Linked DNA regions of Homo sapiens: region 1 is linked to region 2. Evidence: chromatin loops called from intact Hi-C (ENCODE). Cell type or tissue: mammary epithelial cell. All regions are shown on one strand. Each heading gives the region's core, and the rest is flanking DNA. Links, peaks and the distances in the headings are about the cores only.

What was found. A loop is a pair of places that touch in the nucleus more often than their neighbours do. Peaks named below come from ENCODE experiments on the same cell type or tissue, not always from the same donor. Only the 100,000 strongest peaks of a DNase experiment are listed, where the experiment ranks them.
Region 1: a loop joins it to region 2, with 9 times the contacts of the local background. A loop is called at or near these places in 6 of 110 quality-filtered maps.

The regions. Positions count from the first base shown.
Region 1 is chr1:234,179,097-234,194,366 of GRCh38, reverse strand. All of the region lies in intron 2 of SLC35F3 (solute carrier family 35 member F3), which reads right to left. Among named protein-coding and RNA genes, the nearest start is that of SLC35F3-AS1, 86 kb to the left of the region's middle. RefSeq lists an enhancer at 5,403-6,114. In mammary epithelial cell, for the core only: a CTCF peak has its summit at 5,647 (motif pointing right); DNase peaks (open chromatin) are centred at 5,796 and 8,156; H3K27ac peaks cover 3,549 bases.
Region 2 is chr1:234,106,934-234,122,203 of GRCh38, reverse strand. The region is part of intron 2 of SLC35F3 (solute carrier family 35 member F3); the gene reads right to left. Among named protein-coding and RNA genes, the nearest start is that of SLC35F3-AS1, 160 kb to the left of the region's middle. In mammary epithelial cell, for the core only: CTCF peaks have their summits at 7,437 (motif pointing left) and 10,522; DNase peaks (open chromatin) are centred at 7,113 and 7,353; H3K4me3 peaks cover 231 bases; H3K27ac peaks cover 916 bases.

The DNA of each region.
Region 1 (15,270 bases), core at 2,417-10,416, 72 kb before region 2:
CATGCGATGTTTGTTGTTTTCATTCCTGAGTCACTTCTCTTAGAATAATAGTTACCAGCTCCATCCAGGTAGCGCAAATGCCATTAGTTCTTTCCTTTTTATGGCTGAGTAGTATTCCATAAACAATGTGTTTATCCACTCATTGATTGATGAGCATTAGGGCTGGTTCCATATTTTTTGCAATTGCGAATTGTGCTGCTATAAGCTTGCGTATGCAAGTATCTTTTTTTAATAATGACTTCTTTTCCTCTGGGTATATACCCAGTAATGGGACTTTTGGATCAAATGGAAGTTCTACTTTTATTTCTTTAACTATTAAACTTTAAATAAAACACTGTTTTCCATAGTGGTTGTACTAGTTTACATTCCCACCAACAGTGTAGAAGTGTTCCCTTTTCACCATATCCATGCCAACATCTATTATTTTTTGCTTTTATGATTTATGGCTATTCTTGCAGGAGTAAGATGGTATTGTATTGCGGTTTTCATTTACATTTCCTTTATCATTAGTGATGTTGAGCATTTTTTCATATGTTTGTTGGCCATTTGTATATCTTCTTTTGAGAACTGTCTATTCATGTCCTTACCCCACTTCTTGATGGGACTGTTTGTTTCTTTCTTGCTAATTTGTTTGAGTTTGTTGTAGATTCTGGATATTAGTCCTTTGTAGGATTACAAGTTGTGAAGATTTTTCTCCCACTCTGTTGGTTGTCTCTTTACTCTGCTGACTCTTCCTTTTGCTGTGCAGAAGCTCTTTAGTTCAATTAAGTCCCACCTATTTATTTTTGTTTTTGTTGCATTTGCTTTTGGGTTCTTGGTCATGAAGTCTTTGCCTAAGCCAATGTCTAGAAGGGTTTTTCTAATGTTATCTTCTAGAATTTTTATAGTTTCAGATCTTTGATTTAGTTCCTTGATCCATTTTGAGTTGATTTTTGTGTAAGGTGAGAGATGAAGATTCAGTTTTATCCTCCTATATGCAGCTTGCCAATTATCCCCACACCATTTGTTGAATAGGGTGGCCTTTCCACACTTTATGTTTTTGTTTGCTTTGTCCAAGATCAGTTGGCTATAAGTATTTGGGTTTACTTCTGGGTTCTGTATTCTGTTCCGTTGGTCTATGTGCCTATTTTTATACCAGTACCATGCTGTTTTAGTGACTATGGCCTTATAGTATAGTTTGAAGTCAGGTAGTGTGATGCCTCTAGATTTGCTCTTTTTGCTTAGTCTTGCTTTGGCTATGTGAGCTCTTTTTTGGTTCCACATGTTAGGATTGTTTTTACTAGTTCTGTGAAGAATGATGGTAGCATTTTGATGGGAATTTCATTAAATTTGTAGGTTGCTTTTGGCAGTATGGTCATTTTCACAATATTGATTCTACCCATCCATAAGCAGGGGATGTGTTTCCATTTGTTTGTGTTGTCTATGATTTCTTTCAGCAGTGTTTTGTAGTTTTCCTTGTAGATGGCTTTCACCTTGTTTAGGTATATTCCAAAGTATTTTATTTTATTTGATTTTTGCAGCATTTGTAAAAAGGGTCGAGTTCTTGATTTGATTCTCAACTTGGTCGCTGTTGGTGTATAGCACAGCTACTGATTTGTGTACATTAATTTTGTATCCTGAAATTTGCTGAATTTATTTAACAGTTCTAGGAGCTTTTTGGAGGAGTCTTTAGGGTTTTCTAGGTTTACGATTATATCATCAGCAAACAGCAACAGTTTGCCTTCCTCTTTACTGATCTGGATGTCCTTTATTTGTTTCTCTTGTCTGATTGCTCTAGCTAGGGCCTCCAGTACTATGTTGAATAGAAGTAGTGAGAGTGGGCATCCTTGTCTTGTTCTCAGAAGGAATGCTTTCAACTTTTCCCCATTCAGTATTATGTTGGCTGTGGATTTGTCATAGACAGTTTTTACTACACTGAGGTGTATCCTTTGTATGCTGATTTTGCTGAAGGTTTTAATCATAAAGAGATGCTGGACTTTGTCAAATGCTTTTTCTGCATCTATTGAGATGATCATGTGATTTTTGTTTTTAATTCTCTTTATGTGGTATTACATTTATTGACTTGCATATGTTAAACCATCCCTGCATCCCTGGTATGAAACCCACTTGATTATGGTGGATTATCTTTCTGATATGCTGTTGGATTTGGTTCACTAGCATTTATGATTTTTGCATCTATGTTCATCAGAGATGTTGGTTTGTAGTTTTCTTTTTTTATTATGTCCTTTCCTGGTTTTGGTATTAGGGTGATACTGACTTCATAGAATGATTTAGGAGGATTCCCTCTTTCTCTGTCTTGTGGAATAGTGTTAATAGGATTGGTACCAATTCTTCTTTGAATGTCTGATAGAATTCAGCTGTGAACCCATCTGGTCCTGGACTTTTTTTTTTGTTGGTAATTTTTAAATTATTATTTGAGTCTTGCTCCTTGTTATTGGTCTGTTCAGGGTTTCTAATTCTTCCTGACTTAATCTAGGAGGGTTGTATATTTCCAGGAATTTATCCATCTCCTCTAGGTTTTCTAGTTTATGTGTGTAAAGGTGTTCACAGTAGTAGTCTTGAATGATCTTTTGTATTTCTGTGGCGTTGGTTGTAATATCTCCCATTTCATTTCCAGCTGTGCTTATTTGGATCTTCTCTCTTCTTTTCTTGGTTAATCTTTCTAATGGTCTATCAATTTTATTTATCTTTTCAAAGAACCAGCTTTTTGTTTCATTTGTCTTTCGTATTTTTTTTTGTTGTTGTTTCAATTTCATTTAGTTCTTCTCTGATCTGGGTTATTTCTCTTCTTCTGCTGGGCTTGGAGGTGGTTTGTTCTTGTTTCTCTAGTTCCTTGAGGTGTGGTCTTAGATTGCCTATTTGTGCTTTTTCAGACTTTTTGATGTAGGCATTTAAGGCTATGAATTTTCCTCTTAGCACTGCCTTTGCTTGTATCCCAGAGGTTTTGATAAGTTGTGTCATTACTGTAGTTTAGTTCAAAGGTTTTAAATTTTCATGTTGATTTTATTTTTGACCCAGTGATCATTCAGGAGCAGGTTATTTAATTTTCATATATTTGCATGGTTTTGAAGTTTCCTTTTGGAGTTAATTTCCAGTTTTATTCCACTGTGGTCTGAGAGAGTACTTGACATAATTTCAGTTTTCTTAAATTTATTGAGACTTGTTTTGTGGCAATCATATGGTCTATCTTAGAGAAAATTCCATGTGCTGATGTGTTGGAGGCTGCACAAGTATTTCTTATGATTAGGCATAATTGAAGCCTGTTAGCAATAATGAGAACCTGTGAGCAAGTAAACAGCTAACCAATCATTACCTCCTCCTTCTTGCTCTTGTTACCTAATATATAAGAAGGGCTGTGGAAGCTCGGCAGCTGCCTTTGCTCACTAGAAGCAGGGAGCCCTTTTCTTTTCTTTTTCTCTTCTCTTCTTCTTCCCCATGCTAGCCTTTCCTTAAAATAGTTACTTTTGTTTTTTGTTACCATTTCTACGTTCATCCCTTTGTTCAGTCTTGTAATGACGGTCTCAAGCAGTAACAGTAATAATTGCTGCAATGAGGGTCTCAAGTAGTAGCTGTGGCAGTCGGCCACACTGATGAAATAGAATGTATATTCTGTGGTTGTTGGGTAGAATATTCTGTAAAATATCCGTTAAGTCAAGTTGTTCTAGGGTATAGTTTAAACCCAGTATGTCTTTGTTGACTTTCTGTCTTGATGATTTGTCTAGTGCTGTCAGTGGAATATTGAAGTCCCCCACTATTATTGTGTTGCTATCCCATTTCTTATGTCTAGCAGTATTTGTTTTATAAATTTGGGAGCTCCAGCATTAGGTGCATGTATATTTAGGATGATTGTGACATTTTCCTGTTAAGGCCTTTCATCATTATATAATGTCCCTCTTTGTCTTTTTTAACTGCTGTTGCTTTCAAGTTTGTTTTGTCTGATATAAGAATAGCTATTCCTACTCACTTTTGGTGTCCATTTACATGTAATATCTTTTTCCACCCCTTTACCTTAAGTTTATGTGAGTCCTTATGTGTTAGGTGAGTCTCTTAAAGGTAGCAGACACTTAGTTGGTGAATTCTTATCCATTCTGCAATTCTGTATTTTTTAAGCAGAGCATTTAGACCATTTACATTCAATGTTAGTATTGAGATGTGAGGTACTATTCAATTCATCATGCTATTTGTTGCTTGAATACCTCGGTTTTTTTGTGTGTGTTTTTGTTGTATAGATCCCGTGAGACCCATGCTTTAAAGAGGTTCTGTTTTGGTGTGTTTCCAGGATTTGTTTCAAGATTTAGAGCTCCTTTTAGCAGTTCTTGTAGTGCTGGCTTGGTAGTGATGAATTCTCTTAGTGTGTGTTTGTCTGAAAAAGACTATCTTTCCTTCATTTATGAAGCTTAGTTTCACTGGGTACAAAATTCTTGGCTGATAATTGTTTTGTTTAAGGAGGCTGAATATAGGGCCCCAATCCCTTCTAGCTTGTATGGTTTCTGTTGAGAAATCTGCTGTTAATCTGATAGGTTTTCCTTTATAGGTATCTGATGCTTTTGCCTTACAGCTCTTACGATTCTTTCCTTTGTCTTGACTTTGGATAACTTGATAACTATGTGCCTAGGTGAGGATCTTTTTGTGATGAATTTCCCAGGTGTTCTTTGAGCTTCTTGTATTTGGATGTCTAGCTCTCTAGCAAGGCTGAGGAAGTTCTCCTTAATTATTCCCCCAAATATGTCTTCCAAACTTCTAGATTTCTCTTCTTCCTCAGGAATGCCAATTCTTAGGTTTGGTAATTTAACATAACCCCAGACTTCTCGGAGGCTTTGTTAATTTTTTAAAAATTCTTTTTTTTTTTTTGTCTGTGTTGGATTGAGTTATTTCAAAACCTTGTCTTCGAGCTCTGAAGTTCGTTCTTCTGCTTGTTTGATTCTATTGCTGAGACTTTCCAGTACATCTTGCATTTCTCTAAGTGTGTCCTTTATTTCCTGAAGTTGTGACTATTTTTTATTTATGCTATCTATCTCACTGAAGATTTCTCCCTTTATATCTCGTATATTTTTAAAAATTTCCTTAAGTCGGACTTCACCTTTCTCTGGTACCTCCTTGATTAGCTTAATAATCAACCTTCTGAATTCTTGTTCTGGCAATTCAAGCATTTCTTGGTTTGGATTTGTTGCTGGTGAGCTAGTGTTTTTTTTCTTTTTCTTTTTTGAGGTGTTAAAGAACCTTGTTTTGTCATATTGCCAGAATTATTTTTCTGGTTCCTTCTCATTTGGGTAGGCTATGTCAGAGGGAAGATCTGGGGCTCAAGGCTGCTGTTCAGATTCTTTTGTCCCATGGGGTGCTCCCTTGGATGTAGTACTCTCCTCTCCCCCTTTTCCTAGGGATGTGGCTTCCTGAGAGCCGAACGGTAGTAATTGTTATTTCTCTTCTGGATCTAGCCACCCAGATGGGCTACCAGGCTCTGGGCTGGTACTAGGAGATGTCTGCATAGAGTCCTGTGATATAAACTATCTTTAGGTCTCTCAGCCATGGATACCAGCACTTGCTCCAGTGGCGGTGGCAGGGGAGTGAAATGGACTCTGGGAGGGTCCTTAATTATATTATTGTTGTTTATTGTAGTTCTGTGCTGGTTGCCCTCCTGCCAGGAGGTGGCGCTTTCGAGAGAGCATCAGCTGTGGTAGTAAAGGGAGGGTCAGGTGGTGGGCAGAGCCCTAGAACTCCCAAGAGAATATGCCCTTTGTTTTCAGCTACCAGGGTGAGTAGGGAAGGACCATCAGGTGGGGGCACGGCTAGGCATGTCTGAGCTCAGACTCTCCTTGGGAGGGGCTTGCTGTGGCTGCTGTGGGGAATGGGGGTGTGGTTCCAGGTCAATAGAATTGTGTTCCCAAGAGGATTATGGCTGCCTGTGCTGTGTCATGCAGGTTGTCAGGAAGTCGGGGAAAGCTGGCAGTTACAGGCCTCATCCAGCTCCCGCACAACCCAAAAGGCCAGTCTCATTTCCACCATGCCCCCTGCCCCCCACCTCACCAGCACTGAGTCTGTTTCCAGGCAGTGGGTGAACAGGGCTCAGAACTTGCACCAGGCTACCAGCCTCCAGGCTGAGAAAGCAAGCAGGACTTTTTTTTTTTTTTTGAGGCGGAGTTTCGCTCTTGTTGCCCAGGCTGGAGTGCAGTGGCCCGATCTTGGCTCACCGCAACCTCCGCCTCCCGGGTTCAAGCGATTCTCCTGCCTCAGCCTACCAAGTAGCTGGGATTACAGGCATGTGCCACCATGCCCAGCTAATTTTTTGTATTTTTAGTAGAGACGGGGTTTCACTGTGTTAGCCAGGATGGTCTCGATCTCCTGACTTCGTGATCCGCCCGCCTCGGCCTCCCAAAGTGCTGGGATTACAGGCGTTGAGAAACCGCGCCTGGCCTTTCATGCCTCCCCACCTGTTGAGTCTGCACATCAGATTCATGCCCTACCCGGAGTTCTGGCTAGGAAACTCTGGTTGTAATTGTTACAAAGTTCAGCTGGAGGTTTCCTTCTCCCTGTAGTCTTTTCCCAGTTCCTCTGGCAGCCCTCCCCAGGGACCCCTGTGAGACAAGTCAGAAATGGCTTACATGGGGACCCAGAGAGACTGCAGGGCTTTTCCTGCTGCTTCCTCTACCTCTGTAGTTCACTCAGGTGTCTACATTGTCTCAGCTCAAATCCTTCTCCCATGATCTGGACTTTCAGGTTCCCCAGTGAGGGCACGCGTTCATGGGCGGATGATCCTCCTTTCCCACTTTCACAGTTTGGGCATGCACAGTATTTGGGCTGTCTCCTGGGTCCTGCGGGAGTAATCCGCTTCCTTCAAAGGGTCTGTGGATTCTCTTGGCTTTCCTGGTATATTCCTGCAGTAGTTCTTGGAGCAGAAGTTCACAATGTGACTCCCGACATGCTGCTCTATCCATCCGAGTGAAAGCTGCAATTTAGTCCTGCCTCCTGTCCGCCATTTTCCCCCCTCTCCTTGGAGCTGCTCTTTCATACCTTCTGTGCCTGGGATCCTCTCTTCTTCCCCATTTGAGTCACTTCTTGAACAACTTTGCATTTGTGCAAGTGAGAATGGTGGGTTTTCCATTCGCCTAGGAGGTTGGGAACTTTAGGTATAGTATACAATTTACAAACCGCTGTGTGGTGGTTGGTTGCTTGTTCCTTTCACATCACCTGGGGCTGGCAGGCAGCAGCTGGTATCCCTAAAGAGGTGCAGATGGAAAGCATCAACATTGACAAGAGCCCATCATCAATTTCCCCTTCCTGATAAGGGAGTTTCTCTGTGATTCAGGCCAATTCCCCTGGATCCACAGAGCCAGGAGGTCTGGCTGTGCAAGGGAGGGCAGGAAAAGCTAGAGTACCTGAGATGGGGAAGGAGGAATGAGAGAGACACAGGATGCAGAGCCAGGTTAGAAAGCAAAGAGTGAGAGCACATCAGAACCAACCAAACAACAACAACCAAAAAGGAAGGAGCTCCACAGCCCTGAGCATTTCTGAAGTCTCAGGCTCACTATGGGGCCTCTTCCCATAGTATTCCATCAATATGTCAATAATACCTACCCTGCAGGTTGCTGTGAGGTTTAAAGGAGCTAATGTACATGGGATACCTGGTCCAGCATGTTGACTTTACGGAGTCCCTACAACTACCAGTGTTATTTAAAATAATTATTAAGATGGTGGACCCATGATCAGACCCAAGTTGTGTCAACAGAACAGACTATCTGAGATCCTGATGGCATGTGCTCCCTCTCCACCTACCACTTGACACTTCAGAGTCTCAGGGCACATGTCACATCTCACCTCAAATGAGGTGCCAGGTTGGCCTAGGGCAAGAATTCAGAAGGACTGGGAGGAGAGATCAGGGCTAGGAGACGGCACCCAGCTTGTCTCCTTCTCAGAGCAGAGGGGCAAAGTCAGCCCTTTGCTCAGGGTTTGCTACGCATCCACTGAAATTTGGCATCAGTCCTTCCGCTGAATCTCTGTTTGCTGGCCATGCCTTAAAAAACAAATACTGGTCAGTTGTTAAAGTTCACTTGGTCTTGACAGCCAAAGCCAGGAGCATTTGGCCAACATCATGAGTCTGACTCAGCAGAGCGGAGCCCACTGCATGCTTGAGCAATGCTTTGAAGCAAGTCATATCTCACCTCAAATGAGGTGCCAGGGATATTAATGCAATGAGACTGCTTAGTCAATCTGCGCCCTGCTGGGTGAATCACACTCCAAACACCTGTAGGTAAGAACATTCGCTGCAGCTGAGTATATTGCCAGCAACCCTTCCCTGGTGCCTGTTTCTATCTCTGTTAGTGGGGACCTCCTTAAAATGCTGCCTTCAGACAAACTGTCTACGCGGCACTCAGCCTATGGCAGTCAGTAGGTAAACTAGGAATCTTTTTACAGACAGTGAACGTTAAAACCAGCAGGACATCATGAGTTGCTCAAAGAGAGTGATGATAAAAAAATGGTTAGAATTTGAAACAAAAGGGGACAATCTCTTCTTCATACAGGGATAATAACAGAGCAAACATATTATAAAATCAATGCATTATTGGCACAGACCTGCAATTCAGCGGGTATCCAAATGGTGATGTGATGAATGGTAACACAGCACTGAATATCTTCAGAATCAATACCTTAGGTCCACATTTGAGGACTCCTTAAGTATCCCCTTCCAAGTCCCTGCCATCACCCCTGGGTATTCTGTAAAGCAGAGATGGCTTTTCAGAGTGGCCCCAGGGGAGGAGCAGTCAGCTCAGCATCCAGGACAGAGGTCACTGGAGTGCCCCAGCCATGTGAAGGCAGGCTAGCCAAGGGTTCCACCCCAGAAGAAGCATTAATGCCTTAGGTACTACACAAGCTACTAATTAATGAATAATAAATAGACCTTTTGGAATGGCCTAACTTAAAATTACAAAATGAAATGTATTTGCTAGTCTCCTAGAACATTCACTTTTCTGCAGGGCTGCCTCTTTCTACTCCTCGTAGTGAAGAGTCCAGCAAAGAGCTGAGCAATGCGATTGGCTTCAGACACATTTGGATATTCAGCGATCCTGGGACACATCTCGGGTGTCCCTTCTCACCTCTGGTGATGGTTTTGCCTCCCAAAGTGTCCTCTCCTTCTCCTTGGCTCTAATCCTACCCAACTTCCCAGAACCAGCGTACACCCCCACCCCAGAATGCCTTTCCTGGTCACCCCATCTTGTAGAGCTCCCTCCTCCTTCTGCAAGTATTTGTCTCATAATCATTCCTGTGTCTTTTACTCTCCCTCGATGTATTGTTTAGATTCATAACATTATGATTATGTAGCTTCCCTCCTGTTGCAGGGTTGCTTTTTCGCAGGGACTGTGCCCACCTTGGTGTTCTCCATAGAATGCTTCTCAGATGCAGTGTGTGGTACAAATGCCCAAGATCTTGTTAAAATGCAGTCTGACTCAGTGAGTCTCTCTGGGGGCAGGCCCTGAGATTCTGCATTTCTAATAAGCTGTCAGGTAATGTCAAAGCTGGTCTGTCTAGGGACCACACTTTGAGTACCAAGGGACTATCATATCTAGGACAATGTCACGTGTGTGGTAGATTTTCAATAAATAGTTATTCATCATGGGCTCTTTCACCTATTCTCCACCATGGCCTGCGGAGCTGAGTCCTCAGTTCCCTTTGAGGAACAAATATGTAGAGGCCCTGGAAACTGTGTGCTGGCCTTTGGTCATCCCAGAGCCAGGATGGGCTCCACACTCCTCCCACCTGCTCTGGCCTGCGGCAGCATTCCCACGTTCCTTCTATGAGAAAAACAACATGCATCAGGCACTATGGGACGGCGCTGACAAAAAAGACAAAATGTCAGGTCTCATAGCCTCGAAAATTTCCTGCCCATTAAATAAGCATTCCTTGGGTGGTTTTCTCTATCACTGCTAAATATTAAAGTCATAGGTCTCACAGTGTGTAGGCTCAAAACATGCTTCATTCCAGAAGCCACTGTTTTGTCAACTTTACAAACCACATAAAATAGTTTGAATACTGAAAACATCAAGCTTACACAGAGAAATGATATTTTGCTATGGGACTGAATATTTTTAATAAGATCCTATTTCCTGGGGAAAGAAGAAAAGTCGCAATGTAAGCAATAGCAGCAAGGAAGATCATTATGGTTCCTAAGTAATCCAACTACTGATGATAAATGACATAGCAACATGTGCATTTAGGTTTTTTGTTTTTTTTTTTTAAAAAAACTGTGTTCCATGCTAGTAAAGAATTAACTAGCAAAGAACAATATCCTTAAAACAGCTATACATATTTTCAATACATCTAACACATAGCCTACAAAGTAACCAATGTGAATTTGAACTGAGTGCTCCTTTTTTTGTTATAGCTGATAGGTCTCTTAAGATCTCAATGAGTGTAGGTTAACAGATAAATAGAATAAATTGTAAACTGCTCTGCTGGTGTCTAGCACATAGCAGGTATTCAACAAAGGAATGTTGTTAAACAAAAAATGAATGAATGGAGAGAGGAAGACAGGGGTAGGCACCCTTATGGCTTTGTGAATGGGTCCACAGCGTGGTATTTTGTACTTGAACCAGAAGTCGTATGAAAATGAGATACGAACATTTACAGGGTCATAGTCACCATTATTAAATAATGGGAGCCACACTGTACAGCTTGTCCTTAACTGACAAAAGATAAACTCTGCATACAGGCATTGATGACATATGGATATAGAGCTACCAAGGACTCAGTCGACCAGGCCAGCGACACAGTATCGTTTAATGAAAAAGGATACAGCCTGCTACGTATTTATGCATATACACTCACTGAAGGTCTATTTCATGTCAAGTCCTGAGTACCTTAGGTTTTCACAATGACAAAATAAGAATTCATTTGCTTTAAAAAATTGGAATACATCACTCTGAAATATTTACATACGTAAAAAACAACCATATGCATTTTCTTAAATGGTTTCTTTCAAAATCCAGAAAAAAATCAGAAAAAAACTTATAAAGATGATTCTATAAAAATAAGAACTTTTGTATCATTAAGAAAATCTGGCCAGGTGCAGTGGCTCACGCGTGTAGTCCCAGCACTTTGAAGGCTGAGGTGGGCAGATCACTTAAGGTCAAGAGTTCGAGACCAGCCTGGCCAATATGGTGAAACCCTGCCTCTACAAAAAAATACAAGAATTAGCTGGGTGTGGTGGTGTGCATCTGTAATCTCAGTTACTCAGGAGGCTGAGGCATGAGAATTGCTTGAATCTGCAAGGTGGAGGTTGCAGTGAGCTGAGATTGTGCCACTGCACTCTAGCCTGGGTGACAGAGTGAGACTCCATCTCAAAAACAAACAAACAAAAAGTCTTAAGCAAAGTAAAAAGGCAAATAAAATTTTAAAAATGTAAATTATAACTCAAAGGATTAATATCCCTAATATAGAAAAGATTAGAAAAATAGAGAAACAAAAGACCAATGATTGTATAGAAAATGGACTAGAGATATGGTCAGAGTTCACAGGAAGAGAAATGCAAATAGCACTTCACTATATGCTCAATCTCATTCATAAGAGAAAAATGAAATTTAAAACTGCACTAATATGATTTCTCATTTATCAAATTGGAAAAAATCCCAAAGTTTGACAATATCATGTAATTAGCAATGCTGTGGGGAAATGGGCACTGTCGGTCATTGCTGGTGGGAATATAAAATGGTACAACCCCTATAAAGAGGAATTTGGCATTGTCCAGAAAAATGATGTATAAATTTACCTTTTGCTCCAATTATCCTACTTCTGGCAATCGATCTCAAGAAAGATACCCAAAGATGTATGCACAGGATATGTATTACATGCAGCACAAATACCCACCAATAGGAGAAGGTGAACAAACCAGGACACGGCCAGACAATGGAGCTGAAGAAAGCAACAGCACTCCTAGAGCCCAGATCAGGGTCTCTCAATACTGTTTCTTACTGAAAGACACAGGGCTCCTTAAAAAATGGCTAATTCCAGGTATGGAGTAATAAATGTGCAAGATGGATTCCAGAACATGTTGTCATACAAGAGATCAATCAATCAATCAATCAATCTAGCTCTCAAAGAGTCAGGTCAAAAGGAAGTGATCTAACTTTTAGAAGCTTGCTCTGGCCAATGAAGGGACAATTGGAATATCATTAAGGATAATAACTGTAATGGACTTGAACACACAGAACATGCATGAATCCCTGAATTTATAAAAATATTTGGAAAAAACCTTACTGGTTAACTTTAGGAGATATTAGAAATCCAACTTACTGTTTTTAAATCAGTTAAAAAAAGGAAAAAATTAATTCCTTTCGCCATTCGTATATGAAATGTACTTTAGGGAAATCAAATCATTGATGAGAGGAAGCTTCTCTTTACAGAAGTTTTCCAGTTAGTAAAAAGAAGATGATAGAATATAACTACTGGACAATCTCTGATCAATTAATGAATTTAGGCAGTTCATAAATAGTTGCTATTGATAAACAGATAACCAGACAATATGTATTTTGTGATGAAAATACACAGAACCACATGTGAATTATCCTAAAAAAGAAACCAAAAACAAAGAAATAAAGAAAAAACCAGAATAAGGTCACAATGCAAGCAAACTTTTATCTAATTACATCTAATTATCAACTTACAGGAAATACGGAGGACAAAATAACATGGTAAATGACACCACAGAGATGCCATCAGCAACATTCACACTGTGGAAAATTCTCAAGACAAACTGCTCTCTTCAACAAATGAGTTAGAAGAGGCAAGGAAAAAATGGAGGAGGCACCTATAGATTAAAAGATATTTTAGAGACCTGTCAACTAATTGCAACATGTGGATATGGACCTTATTTAGATCCTGATGCAAACAAACTATTTAAAAATGGATTTCTGAGATAACTGGAGGGATCAAACAGTGGATAATTTCTAATACTGTGATAACATTTTAAAAAAGAGTGCTTATTCTTTTTTCTCTCTTTTTTCTTTTCTTTTTCTTTCTTTCTTTTTTTTTTTTTTTTTCTTGAGACAGAGTCTCACTCCGTCACCCAGACTGGAGTGCAGTGACACAATCTCGACTCACTGCAACCTCCACCTCCTGGATTCAAGTGATTCTTGTGCCTCAGTCTCCCAAGTAGCTGGAATTACAGGAACATGCCACCATGTTGGCTAATTTATTGTATTTTTTTTTGTAGACAGAGGATTTTGCCATGTTGGCCAGGCTGGTCTCCAACTCCTGACTGCAAGTGATCCACCCATCTCAGGTTCCCAAAGTGCTGGATTACAATCCAGCCACCGCGCCTGGCCATTTTTAAGAAATACATACATTTAGAAATGCCTCAAAAGAAATTATATGATGTCTGGATTTTCTTCAAATCAATCTGATGGGAAGAGGGAACGGATGGTGGTATAGATGAAATGAGATTGGTCTTGAGTTGCTAATTGTTGAAACTGGGTGATGGATACATGGCAGTTCATTGTACGATTTCCACTTTGTAAATGTTGAATTTTTGATAATAAAAAGCTAAGACAAAATTAAATTAATAAAAATTAAATAAAGGAATAGGAATCTCCTGTATCTTCCCTCCTTCCCTGCCTGGGTATGTGATGACTTTTATTTCTGGAACACTTTACTCCAAGGTTCCTCTAAACGTTATGGGATTCAAATCCACTCTCAGGTGCCTTTGCAGTAGGAGGTGGCCAATGAGGGAAATAGGAAGAGAGGTGAATGAAGTCCCCAAGACTACAACTTTAAATAGAGAGTGACCTGACAATTCTAAATTTAGCGACATGATCTCTCCTAACCAGATGCCTGGAGTTAGATAAAGGTGTGCATGTGTGTGTTCTAAAGTCCTAGTGGGACATGAGCATCTTCCTTGAGTTGCTAGCTAGGTCTCACTTAGCAGGGAGGAGTGTGCTCTCAGCTGCATTCACCATGCAGAAGTGATGTGTTTCCTTTACCTGAGCCCCTCCTTCTGAAGAAAGGGATTTAAGAAAACCTGAAGGTCAAGGTGGCCATCCCTCTGTCCCTATTTCAGTAAGCTCTAAACTTGCACCCAAGGAAACACCATGGCATGCACTGACCCTAAGATCATTAGGCATCTTTGGGAAGATCTAATGTGAATGATTAGCCACATCCTTTTGAAAAAGAGGGAAGTCAGAGAGCCCCACAGTGGGGAGATGACCACCTGAGGCTCACCTGTAGAACCAACAAACCACCAGAACTGGAGCCACAGACTGTCATTTCTAGCCAGGTGCTGTTGTCACTCATCCCTATTTCCTAGAGGTTGGCAGTGGGTTACAAAAAATGTCTATGGAAATCAAGCCCAAACAATTCTAGGATCGAGCTATAGGAGTGATACTGCTGAACTGCTGAAATTTTCCTTCTGCAGTAAGTCTGACAGCCCAAGGTCATGGAACTTGAGAAGAGGATAGAGTCGGGGGAAAGGCTTTTTACCTTTTTTCTTTTGCTCTTTCGTTCTAAAGAAGCATACTGAATTCCACTGCTGAAGTCAAAGAGGCTTTTGCTGTCAGTCTCAGATAAATGCTTCATTCTGCTATGTGCTGCTCCACTCCCTTTATTCTCCTCTTTAATTGAACCTGAATTGCATGGTTATTTTTAACATAATTGGTAAAAATTCAAGAGAGTTAATGCCATGTCCTTGGCTCATAAAACCCTTTCTTTTCCTTAGATGTGTTTCAACTCAGTGCTGATGCCAGGTATTAACTGTAGGATGACTATAGTTAACAACGATATATTATTAGTTTCAAATAGCTAGGAGGAGGATAGTGAATGTTCCCAACACAAAGAAATGATAAATGTTTGAGATAATAAATATGCGAATTACCCTGGACTGATCACTATACCTTATGTGTATTGAAATAGAACCATGATGTACAATTATTGTACATCACGAATACATACAATTACTATTTGTCAACTAAGAAAATGTTTTTAGAGCCGGGTATTAGTGAAGGAATTTTTGAACATTTGAGCTAAACCTGCTCTCCCAAGTATTCAGATTTGTTTTATAAAACAAAGTCTCCCCTAATTGTCTTTGTCTTAAATGCTTTCCATTAGCTTCATCTATTAGCTTCACCAAGAAGATGGACCTTCAGCCAAATTGGAACATTCCCTAAAATTCTCTGTTCACTGAAACACTCGGCGTAGGAGTTCTATTCTACTCAGGTCTGAAATGATCGCAGCTGAGGAAGTTCTCAGCTCTGCAGAGTCAAGAAACAGAGTCGTGAAGGAGGCTCAGTG
Region 2 (15,270 bases), core at 2,746-10,745:
ATATTAAGCTTTTACACAGTTGGTGGGAGTGTAAACTAGTTCAACCACTGTGGAAGACAGTGTGGCAATTCCTCAAGGATCTAGAACTAGAAATACCATTTGACCCAGCGATCCCATTGCTGGGTACATACCCAAAGGATTATAAATCTTGTTACTATAAAGACACATGCACACATATATTTATTGCAGCACTATTCACAATAGCAAAGACTTGGAACCAACCCAAATGTCCATCAGTGATTGATAGACTGGATTAAGAAAGTGTGGTACATATACACCATGGAATACTATTCAGCCATAAAAAAGGATGAGTTCATGTCCTTTGTAGCGATGTGGATGTAGCTGGAAACCATCATTCTGAGCAAACTATCATAAGGACAGAAAACCAAACACCACATGTTCTCACTCATAGGTGGGAATTGAACAATGAGAACACCTGGACACAGGGCAGGGAACATCACACACCGGGGCCTGTCAGGGGGTGGGAGGATGGTGGAGGGATAGCATTAGGAGATATACTTAATGTAAATGACGAGTTAATGGGTGCAGCAAACCAACATGGCACATGTATACATATGTAACAAACCTGCATGTTGTGCACATGTACCCTAGAACTTAAAGTATAATAAAAAGAAAAAAAGAAAAAAAAAGCTTCTTTAATTATTAATGCTTTTCATTACTATTCAGCTTTACTAAGCATCTGACATTTCCAAGTCTTTCTTCTAAAATATATTATATTTACTCTGCATTAAGAAAGTAATTTTTCGGCTGGGCGTGGTGGCTCATGCCTGTAATCCCAGCACTTTGGGAGGCCGAGGCGGGCGGATCACGAGGTCAGGAGATCGAGACCATCCTGGCTAACATGGTGAAACCCCGTCTCTACTAAGAAATACAAAAAAATTAGCCGGGTGTGGTGGCGGGCGCCTGTAATCCCAGCTACTGAGGAGGCTGAGGCAGGAGAATGGAATGAACCCGGGAGGTGGAGCTTGCAGTGAGCCAAGATTGCGCCACTGCAGTCCAGCCTGGGCCACACAGCAAGACTCCGTCTCAAAAAAAAAAAAAAAAAAAAAGTAATTTTTCATCTTCAAATTGATAAAAATAAAATGACCAGAACTCAGAAAAAAAAATTATCATGGGCTATTTTTTTCTATTGAAGAGTTGCAAACAATGGTTAAAACTCAAAAGTTTGTTCCTAAGATTTTTAAATATGTCGCATCCCATGCTTGAATCCAAAAGAGACCAAATGCTAAAAAACTGCTTGAAAATTATACTAAGACACATAAAAAACATTTCAAGGCATTAGTGAGAATTGATTAGATTTAGCAAATGCTAGATTTAGTGAATGCTTAAAAGATCCCTCGATTGTAAATAAAGTTGATCAGAATTTTAAGTAGGACTGAGTGGAGAACTGCAAACAGATTGGAGTGTCTGGCAGTGAGGCGTCCTGCAGGGCATGGCGGTGACTCATATAAGGAGGTCCAACTGCCCCTCCTTGGCTGAGAAGAAGGAGACCAAGGGCTGTCTTGAGCTTCACGCTCTTGCTGCTCAAAATGAGGCTGATAACGACTGTCAAGCCAGGTGTGATCTTTTGTACTTTTGTGTAATTATGGCCCCAGATGTACACAGTAACTTGGCTACTTCTGGCAACAACAGCTTTGTGCCTTGAACTTGAATGCTTGGCCATACTGGGCAATCAAAGGGGAAAGAGTGCAATGTGCATTAGAGGCTCAGAGGAACTGCGGTTCTCAAAGGATTCAAATGTATATATGGACATGCTGAGCACGGTTTCTGAATTATCACAGATGCCCAGCAAATGCTAGCTGATCTGCTATTATTGCTATTATTCCCAGAACAATAAAAAGTCCTGCAGTTTATATTATAGCACTGTCAGCACTGACTCCCAATACTTTAACTTAAGAAGATACTTCACATTTATTTTCATTGCATACAAAATGGAAACCCCAACTTCGATTCAGTAGTGATAAGAATGTAAGCCGAGTGAAATTATGCCATTTGAGATGCCTCAATTTTATCTCTAAGAAACACAGAGAGGTCACCTAATGTCATTCTGGCAGTGGTCCCCTTGCCCACTGCTGGAGAAAATGGAATTCCAGTGTTTTCCAAGTTCTGGGAGGCAAAGCATGAACTGTCCCTTCTGCAGCCTGCACCTCCAGCTCCCCATGCACCTGCCAGCACAGTGGAAGGTGCCATGAAGCCACAAAGGGGCTTCTACTTGGCAAGGCCTTCTCAGTTCAGGGCTGGTGCTCTGACAATGGCAGCACACCAAAAACAGCTTCAACCATGGGAGAAAAGTGTTAGAGGCTGTAAATTGAGTGTGTGTGTGCGAAAAAGAAAATAGTGCATATTGCTGCGTGATGGAAGTCTATTTGTTATATAATAGGCAACTATGCTATTTTCAGCTTCTCATCTGCTACTTTTAGCTGTTTTGACTATCCTGTTCATTTCCCCACCCCTAATACTAGCTGGCACAGATAAAACAGAGTGCAATAGTTAAGTATCTAATATAAGCATCTAAAACAGGATTATTTCTACCAGGGATGCATGGGAGCAATTATCTAATGATTAGATTAGATGAAGTGTTCACAAAGGAAGGAACAGAGCTTCGTTTTCCTTTCAGCTCAGCCTATGACCAAGAAAGGACTCGCCTCCCTGCATTGGAAGCTTTTGTGATGCTACCGTTATGAATGGGAAATGTCTATCCAACGGCGGACCCATCATGCTATTTTAAACTTTTTAATAACAAATTAGCTATAATTTGGAATTAGCTTTGCCACGAGACAGATTTTTCATGGTTTATTTGGTTTGTTCATCCCTGATGTCTTCATAACATTGTGGCAGTTAAGAGATTTTTGTTTGAACGCTTTCAGAAAAAAAAAAAAAAAATCACCATGAATTGAGAGGCCCTATAAGGCTGTGGAAAAGATGGAGGCTAGTGTGCAAAGGCCCAGGCAGCAAAGCATTTGTGTGTGTGGTAGGTGGCATGACTGCTCACAAGTATTCACTCCCCTTCTCTTACCCTTACACACCCCACCCCTGCCATGTGATTTCTGCCTCTCTTATGGAAAGAGCTCAGTCATGGGATGTGCTGATTGATGTACAGGGATCTAACATGTGCCTTGTCTGAGCAGAAACTTCAAGAGGTGTGATGGGTTCCTGCCAGCTCTCTTGATCTGTCCTCTGCAGCAAAGCCAACTAATACAGAATGATTTAGATGATTCACTCCAACTTAGCTCCATTTTTAGTACCTTACTCTAAGAATATTCAGGTAGTGCAAGAGGTTTTGTAAAAAAAAAAAAAGAAAAGAAAAAAAGAAAAAAATAATTTGCTTATTTGTCACTAAAGGAGAAGCAAATGAATAGATTAAATGGACCTTTTTGAATCAGAAGAGTTGGTTCTAGTTCTAGTTCTTCTGAATATCAGCGTGTGACCTTGTACAGGTCATTTCACCTCCCTGAGCCTCAGTTTCCTCATTTTAAAAAGGGAAATAAGAATTTTGCTGCTGCTTACCTGACACCATGGCTAAATGAATCACATAGAGCCAGGATTGGCCAACATTTTCTATAAAGGGTCAGAGAGTAAATGCTGGAGCCTTTGTAAGCCATATCTGGTCACTGTCACTCTTCCCTCTTCCTCCTTTTCCTCTCCTCTCTCTCCTCCTCTTTCTTCTACAACCCTCTAAAACTGTAAAACCCATTCATAGCCCGCCAGCGATATGCAAACAGGCCTTGGGGCAAAGTTGAACTTCCAGCCAAAGTTTGCTGACCCCTGAATTTGAAAGGATCATTAAAAGGTAAAAAGTTAGGGATGGGGGTTGTGTGTCAATGGAGATGGAAATCCGACGATACAAACTCTTCATACAAAATGCTTGTTTCCAGTCCCTGCCTGATGTCTGTGGAAAGGTGGGATAAAAGTGCATTACAACAACAACAGATCAGGGTAACATGAAGTCAGGATGCTATTCGGTTACTTAGCATCCACAGTGTATTCAAGTTTTTGCAAAATGACACAGGAAGCAGTATCTTGGAATTGCTATTATTTTGTCTTCCGAAGTCTAGATTTTTAAAAATAAAACAAAGCACAGTGTTAACTAGCAATCCCAATTGAGTCTGGATATCCCATGTTTTATCACATCCTGGCATAATGAAATTAACTCTGGCCTTAAAGGTTATGAGCTCTTTCTGTGTATCTCACAGTTTCTTGTGGTTTTATATATATATACACACACACACACACACACACACACACACACACACACACACACACACACACATATATAGTCTTTTTTTTTTTCTTTTTTGAGACAGAGTCTCACTCTGTCACCCAGGCTGGAGTGCAGTGGCACCATCTCGGCTCACTGCAAGCTCCGCCTGCCGGGTTCACACCATTCTCCTGCCTCAGCCTCCTGAGTAGCTGGGATTACAGGCGCCCACCACCACGCCCGGCTAATTTTTTGTAATTTTAGTAGAGACGGGGTTTCACCATGTTAGCCAGGATGGTCTGTATCTCCTGACCTCGTGATCCACCAGCCTCAGCCTCCCAAAGTTCTGGGATGACAGGCATGAGCCACTGCGCCCAGCCTGTTTTTTTTTTTTAGACAGGGTCTCACTCTGTCACCCAGGCTGGAGTGCAATGGTGCGATCTCGGCTCACTGCAACCTCCATCTCCCAGGTTCAAGTGATTTTCGTGCCTCAGCCTCCCAAGTAGCTGGGATTACAAGGGTGTGCCACCATACCCAGCTAATTTTTGTATTTTTAGTAGAGACAGGATTTCACCATGTTGCCCAGGCTGGTCTGGAAACTCCGACCTCAGGTGATCTGCCCACCTCAGCCTCCCAAAATGCTGGGATTACAGGCGTGAGCCACTGCACCTGGCCTCTTGTATATTGTATTAGGGTGAATCTTGCATGAAACCCTTCAAACCAGAGCTGTTTGGGGTCAACATCTGAATATAGCACTCAGAGCTAAGAGTCATGCTTAGTGTCAGCAGGGGTAGGCCCAACAAAGGGATACTTAGTCCTCGCTTTTTGAAGCACCAGAAATTCTACAGCTTGGGTTACATAGATGCTCTAAGGTAAAAATATTAACTTTCTCTTACTGAATTTGGTTTGCTTTTGGTGACAAGAATAAAGACAGGTAATAAGAAGGCAATCTACCTTGGAGTAATTCCATTAGTCACTAGATCTCTGTTTTTAAAGACCATCCTCCATAAGATAAACCATTGCTCCTTGGAGACTTGGCTGATTCCAGGGCTGGGGCTGAGATAGTACAAAATAAGCCTGGACATCTTGTTGCACTGGAAAGTAAATCATTGCTCAAAGAATGATGGGAATATGTAAAAAGAACAAAACCCCCAGCTTAAAAGGGGCTCTAGGCTGGGCGCGGTGGCTCACGCCTGTAATCCCAGCACTTTGGGAGGCCAAGGCGGGTGGATCACTTGAGGTCAGGAGTTCATGACCAGCCTGGCCAATATGGTAAAACCCTGTCTCTACTAAAAATACAAAGAAATGAGCCAGGCATGGTGGCATGTGTCTGTAATCTCAGCTACTTGGGAGGCTGAGGCAGGAGAATTGCTTGAACCTGGGAGACGGAGGTTGCAGTGAGCTGAGATTGCGCCATTGCACTCCAGCCTGGGCAACAGAGCAAAACGCTGTCTCAAAATAAATAAATAAATAAATAAAAACAAAAATAATGGGGGGTGGGAGGGAGGGTGGCTCTACTGCTAAATTTGGGACAATGTGAGCACCAAAATAAATAATGATAATAACATAGCCCTGTGGTCTTGTGACTTAATAAGAAATATTTATTTGGTCTTTTCCCCTGACTGAGTCTTGGCACACAGCTTCTAAAGCCCTTGAATTTCCTGAGCTGTAAGGGCCATAGGTGCATCTTTTGTTCTAATATTTGGTCTCTTTGACCCCAGTTCCTGACACAGAGCTCATAAATCTTTTGGAAGGAATTGCTTTCCCTTTTGCTCCTAAGCAGATAGCTACAGACCGAGGCCAGATGTCTCCACAGGTAGCTACTTTATATTGACTTTATGTAAAGTGCAGATTTACTAAGCATGAGACAAATACATAATTGACTATTCCTTTATGCCCTCCTTTCACATATGAAATGTGGATTTGGTGAACGCTGATCAAAGACTTGAAAGAATGCAACTGCTTGCCCCTTTTATCTACCATCTCCCCCTTTTCTTTCTTCCTCTTTCCCCTACTGCTCACCCTTTCCCCTTAATTATTGACGTTCCCAGACCCTTTTTGTCAAAAGCTCGGATCACAGATTGTTCCTGCAGGTTTCTGTTGCTTTTTCCCAGGTGCATCTTCAACCCTGGCAAAATTAACCTCAAAACTGATTGAGATAAGTCTCAGATACTTTTTGGTTTACAATGGTTATGTAATAAAATGCCCTTGATTTTATAAAATACACACTGAGATATTTCGAGGTGAAGGAAAAGGAGCATTATACCCATGGCTTGTTCTCAAATGGTTCAGAAGACAGAATAAAGCAAATGTTAACATTTGAGAATCCAAGTGGATATGGAAATTCTTTTACTATTTTTGCAACTTTTCTCTAAGTCTGAAATTATTTCAAAATAAAAAGTTGAACATGTTAAGTGGGGATAGTGAGTAGATCTTAGGTTTACTTTATTCCTAAGCATTTGGATTCCAAGAGTGGGTGGTCCTAAGCCCAGAGAAGAGGCCAAAAGGGAAGCTGAGGGTAGACAAGGCAGTGGAATGTTCCTGGGGAAATGCTTTGGGTTGGCAAAGCATTGGTCCTCAGAGCAGCCCATTATGTAAGTGCATACAAGGGAAGGACCAGAGGACAAAGGACACAAATTAAAACCACAGATTCCAAAGCACCACAAGTCCACGCATAGGCAGATGTGTGGGCAGCCAGGAGTAAAAGGGGCAGCAATATTAAAGAGTAAAAGGTGTCGATGAGTACTTGGAAAGTGAATTATGAGGTCCCTCAAAAGGCAGAGAAAGCTTGCACATCCAGCTTCTTCCAGGAGATTCTTAGACACTTCCTTACTGGGGCAGAAACCTACCTGAACACTTTGGCAGCCACAAGCAAGTACAGGCAAGATGAATGCGCTTCCTTGGAGGAACAGAAACCCAAAACACTAGAGGCAGAGCCAGAAGACCTCATCATATTGACCCGTTTTATTTTATAGACCATATGGATACCTTTCTACCATATTTTAATATCAACTCAATACCCGGTCCCCTTTAAAGCTGTCTCTTTATAAACAATGACAGCCACAACAAACAAACAAAAAACCCACCAACATGTGGCAAAATGCACGCCGCATCTCAAATGCACGCCGCATCTCAAGATGACCCGTTTCCAAATACTGTTTTGAAATAAAGGAAGCCATGCTTAAATTATACTCCTTTAGCGCCATCTTGTGTCTGCACAATGAAAAACGCCTCTTTCCAACTCTTCCCCAAATGTCCAAGAAAGGGAAATCCCTCCTCATTCCAACCTAAAATTTTCCTAGGTTTAAAATTTCTTCTTCTGAGCTAAAATTACTCTTAAAAACACATTAAAAGAATTAAATCTCAATTCTCAGCAAACAAAGACATTCTTTTCAAAGTTAAGTGTACATGAACACAAGTGGAGAATAGCAAAAACAGATTAGTCTTGATTCACAAATCCCTTAACTATCTCACGGTATTCTGCAATTCTCCCTTCAAACTAATAGTACTCCATTAAAATAGAACCTTTCATAAATATGTCAGTTTATAATTAAAAACAAATCAGCCATATTGGAAATGTAGTTTTATCTTCTTTCCTTTACTCACATTTGAAGGACCAAACAAGCAATCTTTTAAAAACAGCAATAACAACAAAAACTCAAGAATTAGGAGCTTTTCATAACAATTTCAGTGCACATTTTTCAAATTTGTTTTCCTTTCCCAAACTTAAGCAAAAACTCATTATCTTCTCATCAGCAATAAATACCATGATATAAATTTCCAAAGAACAGCAGAAATCTATTAATGGCATGCAGTGGTGTGCTGGAGCCAACTCATACTGGCTCATAAGACTATCGTGTGTATCTCCTTCCAAACACAGTCTGTGATGTCACACTGGTAGTTTGAAACCAGCCATAGTGGGAGCACTTACCCTGCGGAACTGGCAAATGCTGCAAATCAGGGTCCCTCTTGCCCCAGTCTCCTCCTGGAGAGCCGATTGTTAAACTCTTACCAGCACACATTGCATAAGGGAGGCAAGAGAACACTTGTATCCGAGTCTTTGCACTTTGCTGAGAAATCTCTTACGTGTCACCAAAACCTTTTCTTATTTTTTTATTTTGGAGATGGCGTTCTGCTCTTGCTGCCCAGGCTGGAGTGCAATGGCACGATCTCGGCTTGCTGCAACCTCCACCTCCCGGGTTCAAGCAATTCTCCTGCCTCAGCCTCCCGAGTAGCTGGGATTACAGACGCATGCCATCATGCCTGGCTAATTTTTGTATTTTTAGTGGAGACGGGTTTCATCATGTTGGTCAGGCTGGTCTTGAACTCCTGATCTCAGGTGATCTGCCCATCTCATCCTCCCAAAGTGCTGGGATTACAGGCGTGAGCCACCATGCTTGCCTACATGTCACCGAAATCTTAATGGTCATGAACTAAAGTCTATGAACACAAGAAAGACTTCATTTTAGGGCAGCCTATAATTAAACAATTTAATATCTTAAATCCCAATTATACCTTCCAACATTACATTTACATTTAGCAGCTTCTTCCTCCTCTAGCTTCTTTAAATTTCTCATAAATCAAGAGAAAATAAGTATTAGCCTGTAGTGAGTATGTTCAGAGCTTACTTTATGAAACAGTTTTCCTGGAATGCAAACAAAAAACAAATGCTTAAGGGATCTCCAGACAACTGCCAGGTTTCTCCTGGCTCCATCCTGATTCTTTTATGTCCCAGGTCTAAGGCCAAGGGCTTACTTTGATGATTATGGCAATTTAGTCTGTGGTTGGACGGAGAGGACAAATGTGGAAATTATCAGGGGCTCATAAGAGTGCTTTGATTATGTCAGAAACTTTAAGCACAGCACATATATTAATAGTTATTTCTTTTCTTTCTTTTCTTTTTCTTCTTCTTTTTTTAAAATGGGGATGAGGTTTTGCTCTTTTGCCCAGGCTGGTCTCGAACTCCTGGGCTCATTGGTCTCAAACTACTGGGCTTGAGCGATCTTTTCACCTCAGCCTCCTGAGTAGCTGGGACTACAGGCATATGCCACCATGCCCAGCCTCAAGTAAAAGTTATTTCTGAAACCGGTCATTAAGAATGTGAATTATAGGCCGGGCACGGTGGCTCACGCCTGTAATCCCAGCACTTTGGGAGGCCGAGGAGGGTGGATCATGAGGTCAGGAGATCGAGACCTTCCTGGCTAACAGGTGAAACCCTGTCTCTACTAAAAATGCAAAAAAAAAAAAAAAAAAAAAAAAAAATTAGCTGGGCATGGTGGCGGACGCCTGTAGTCCCAGCTACTCTGGAGGCTGAGGAAGGAGAATGGGGTGAACCCAGGAGGCGGAGCTTGCAGCGAGCCGAGATAGCGGCACTGCACTCCAGCCTGGGTGACAGAGTGAGACTCTGTCTCAAAAAAAAAAAAAAAAAGAGTGTGAATTATAAACTTCACAAAAGATTGGGTAAAATTTCCAAACACAATACAAGACAATAACTATTTGGGATTACTTTTGGAAATACGGGGTAGAAGATAAACTCTGATATGAGTCACATGAGAGAAAAGGACAGCAAGGTGTTCTGTGCATTGTTATAGGGAAAGTATGTGTCTAAGCACAGATTTTTTTGTTTTGTTTGTGACAGGTTCTCATTCCATCACCCATGCTGGAGTGCAGTGGTGTGATCCTGGCTCACTGCAGCCTCGAACTACTCCCAGGCTCAAGGAATCCTCCTACCTCAGCCTCCTGAGCAGCTGGGGTCACAGGCATGCACCACCATGCCTGGCTCCTTTATTTTCTTTTTTATTTTTATTTTTTTGTAAAGACGAAGTCTCACTGCCCAGGCTAGTCTTGAACTCCTGGGCTCAAGTGATCCTCCTGCCACTGCCTCCCAAAGTGCTGGGTTTACAGGCATGAGCCACTGCACCTGGTCTAAGCACTGAATTAACCAGCACAGCCATGGCAAGGATGAGAAAGATCTGAGGTTCTGCCGAAAGCATGGCCTGCATTTATCTCAGGCTGCTCCACTCGGAGGATGAGCTATTCTCAGGCGCTTGTCTCCCCCAGGATCCTGATGGGGACTACACAGGATACAGAAGGACAAGGCCAACCTCACCCTAAACATCTTGCTGTGTTCTGAAAGCCCCATCTCATTGTTTCTCCTATTTTTAAAAAAGTCTTCTTTTCTTTCCTTAGCATAATTCTCAGCTTTCTCCAGGCCTGAGCTCTGAGGCCGCTGTCCTGGGGAAGCTCTTCCTGTTGGCCTGGAATGTGGTACCCAGCAGCTTGGGACTGGATCGTCACTGCTGGCTGGAGTCAGCAGAGGGAGCATGGGTCACACGATGTGGCCACTGTGCTGCTGGCTCTTCAGCACGGAGTCTTCAGAAAGCACAGAGGACAACCGGGCGCAGCGGCTCACGCCTGTAATCCGAGCACTTTGGGAAGCCGAGGCGGGCGGATGACCTGAGGTCAGGAGTTCGAGACCAGCCTGGCCAGCATGGTGAGACCCCCGTCTCTACTGAAAATATGAAAATTAGCCAGGCATGGTGGTGCACACTTGTAATCCCAGCTACTCAGGAGGCTGAGGCAGGAGAATCGCTTGGACCTGGGAGGTGGAGGTTGCAGTGAGCTGAGATTGCGCCATTACACTCCAGCCTGGGCAAAAAGAGCGAAACTCCGTCTCATAAAACAAAACAAAACAAAAAATACAGGGGCCTTTTCACCAGCAAAGTCAAACAAGTCCACATGAACACAGATCAGGAGCTAGATTAAATTAATTCACTCTCTTACAAGAAAACTAAATTAAAATTTTATTTTTTTAATTAAATAATTAAAAATTAAATTCACTCTCTTACAAGAAAATCCAATGGATTTCTTTCCTCTGATTATAAAACAAATGTTTACCTTATTTCTCATCTTAAACTTTTCTGTTTCCCATTTCCTATAACAATGTTCTAAAATCTCACCGTCTAGAGATAGCCACTATGAACTTAATAAAGCTTATACTAGATTTTTCACATAATTACAAAAATAAGAGTCTTCTCATCTTTTAAAATTTTGTTTTATGGGGCTACACAATTCCATAATGTGGATCCACCTTAACAGACTTACTTGACATCCTATTTGGAGTGTTTAAAATTTTTGTCATTTTATAGCAAAAGATTTTTCTGTAGTTTGTATTATTTTCTCAAGACCAGTTGCTAGAAGTGAATTATTGTGTCTGAGGGTATAAGATCTATCTGGCTAAAAACCCTTCCAAATTTACATTCCCATCAGCTGTGGATGAAACTGTCTTCCATAGCATCCTGGCTAGCACTGTAATTCTAATTGTGTTATTTGTCCAAAAAATGGAATATGGTTATTGTGTTTTGCATTCTTTTGCTTACTAAAAAGATTGGCTGTATTGTATGGTTTTCTTCATGCATTAATTGTATATGTATTTAAAACACAATTTTATCCATCTGTCCACTCATTCAGCAAATGTTTATTGAACACCTACTGTGTATAAGACACTGTGCTAAAACCACACACATTATCCTGAACCAAAATCTTAATGGCCTCTGCCGCAGGACACCATCCCTTCCTGGCTCTGCCATTCCAGTTAGTGCCTCCTGTCGGCTGATTTGAGAACCGGTGTGAGTGTCATTGCCATCTTCCATCAATTGACACATTCTAGGAAATTCACCTTGAAAATGTCTCTAAGTGTCATCCCCTTTTTTTATTTCCACAACCACTAACTCTTATCCAGGCATCCAAGAGCTCTTGCAAGGAATATAGGATCTGAAGTGATCTTCCTCCTCCGTATTCAACCTACAAACTGATGCTGGAGCAGTCTACCTTTCCTCTGATCAGAAACCTTCCCTTTTCTCCACCTTCTCAATTCTCTAGCTTGAGCTCCAGGGTCTTTGCGCTTCTGGGCCCATCTTACCTGTCCTTCGCTTTCCATCCTTCACTTTCCTAGTCATACTATCCTTCACTTTCCGTCCTTCACTTTCCTAGTCATACCATAGCCCTGCCAACCAGAGCTAGTTGCTGTTCTCTAAACAGGTGCTACATTTTCTGGCAGCTGTGCCCCTGGCCATGGCATCTCGCCACACCCATCTTCAAAGCCCAGCTCAAATGCCTCCTTCTCTAAGAAAGTATCCCTATTACTGTGGGCCAGATCCTCCTGACTTCAGAGCCCAGGTGGCATCCACTGCGCCCTCTCTGGAACACCCAGAGCATGGTCCACTCCTTCCAGTGGCCGTCACCTCTTTGTCCTCCCCCTCTCCCTACCATCTTTGAGATCAGACAGTACGAGCTCACTTTTGCATCCTGTTGCCTAGAACAGTCCTAGCACACAGTAGTCCCTCCCTAAGTGTTCACTGAATTGAAGAATGAATGAGGACATACATATTATAGATAAATAAAGGTGCTAGCAACCATGTGGAGGAGTCAATGTGTAAGAAGGAAGTCAACCGCACAGAGAAACAGTGATGAGATGGAAAGGGAGACTCCTAAAAACATTCAAGGTGGGTTCTCTGGGGTTTCCTCCCTCCAACCATGAGGAGATGAGCTGCCTATGGCTTTAGGATGCATCTGCTTCCACCTTCTTTCATGTGCCTCTTCTTTGAGACTCTCATCTTCACTTGACACACATTTAACCTACAGGCTAGGCTCTAAAGCAAAAATTCTAGAAATGGCCTCCGTGTTCCTAGCCTTTCTCTAAAATTCCTTCCTGCCCTAAAACTATGAAGAAAGAAATCTTTAGCAGGGAGTGTTACTTTCTTTCACAAGCCTCTAGGCAATGTGAAAATTTCTTGAGCCTGGCCTCCACCCACTGGTGGCTTGACTCACTCTTACTGCAAACAATGCACACATAAAGAAGACTGCTCACAGCAGCTCTCCTTCTGCAAAACAAAACGCCTCAGTGTGTGGGGCTGCCTATCAGGATGGTCAGAGCAGAATGACTTTCACAAGTAGAATACTCCACTCCCTGAGATTGGTGGCAGGCATTTCAAACACTTCCAGAGCAGGAGACACTCTGAGGCCACTTGCCACCTGAAATAAAGTCCATAAATGATCAGAACGACTGTGTCCAGACATCTGGTAATGGCTATAGCAATTGCTTGTGGAGATTTATACCTGGGCTATGAGAGAAACATATTTAAAGAAATCAAAAAAGATATATATATATCTTTTATATATATATAAATATATATATCTTTTATATATAAAAGATATATATATTTATATATATCTTTTATATATAAAAGATATATATATTTATATATATCTTTTATATATATAATATATATTTTATATATAAAAATATATATATCTTTTATATATATAAATATATGTATCTTTTATATATAAATATATATATCTTTTATATATAAATATATATCTTTTATATGTATATCTTTTATATATATAAATAATATATATCTTTTATATATAAATAATATATATCTTTTATATATAAATAATATATATCATTTATATATATAAATAATATATATCTTTTATATATATATCTTTTATATATATAAATAATATATATCTTTTATATATATCTTTTATATATAAATAATATATATCATATATATAAATATATATCTTTTATATATATAAATAATATATATCATATATATAAATATATATCTTTTATATATATAAATAATATATATCTTTTATATATATAAATATATATCTTTATATATAAATAATATATATCTTTTATATATATAAATATATATATCTTTTATATATATAAATATATATATCTTTTATATATATAAATATATATATCTTTTATATATATATCTCACTTCCATTTGAAACAGGGTATCGCTATGTTGCACAAGGTTGGTCACTATATTTTTAATGGAAGATTGGGAATAACAGCCATTTCTGTGGCTTGTTTCAGTAAATGCTAGCACTTAAGCAGTGCTTTTTTTTCCTTAGGGGGCTTATGCTTATCATTACCCGTCATTCATACTTGGAAGACAAATAAAGAATTACAGACATAGCTGACTGCTAATAGTTCTGTGAGGCTAGTGCCCAAGTAAGCAAGTCAGGTTTTCCAAATAATACATAGAGGGAAAACAAAGGGAGTTGCTCAGTCAGTCTAACCATGTTTTTCTATAAAGTGTACTTTGAGTGCTTCCATTAATAAAAGAATGGAAGGCAAACAGATTTATTGTTTACCTCCTGTGTACCAGGGCCTCTGCGAGCTGTCTTTTAATGCTTTCTCATTTGATTTGTAAAACTTCTTTTATAGCTGAGGAAACCAAGGCTCAGAGAATGTAGATAAATGGACTGAAGCCATTTAGTTAGAAATGCCAGGAGCTGGGTAAATAGAGCCAGGAGCTCTATGTAAATAGAAGGTCTGTGTCCTTTCTGCTTTAGGGTGCTTCATCTAGTAGTCATACACATGATAGTGAACTAGTCATGATGCTCTCCACTGTAGGTACTATAATAGCTGAAGTGGTAGATTAAATTACTGGTGCCAATTCTTTACTCCCCGGTAATAGCAACCCTGCTGGCACCTTGATCTTGGACTTCCAGCCTCCAGAATCATGAAGAAATTAAAGTCTATTGCTTAACATAATAGCTGAAATGGTAGATTAAATTACTGGTGCCAATTCTTCACTCCCCTGTTATGGGATTATACAGCCACACCTTTTGTCACTTAACTTTGCAATACCTTCCCCACTGCAGGTGGAGTATACTTTTCCAACCCATTAAAATGGTTGTTTGGCCATTGACTTGCTTTGTCATAAGAACAAGCCCAGGGTGGGTAGCTCTTGGTCCCAGGAATTTGGGAGGCAAGTGGCACCACCTGAAGCCTAAACCATAGCCTAGAGCCCTGCCCAGGTGACTGTGGCCTGATGCAGAGGTGCTCAGCTCGGCTCAGTAGAGACCTCCCAACCTGCAGACCCACATACTAGAGAATGTTTTTGTTGTTGTAAGACACTGAGATTTTGAGTTTGGTTGTTACATAACATTATTGTGTTAATATTGCCAATGGAGATGATTAAAAAGTGACTTAAACAATTTTATAAATGACAAGA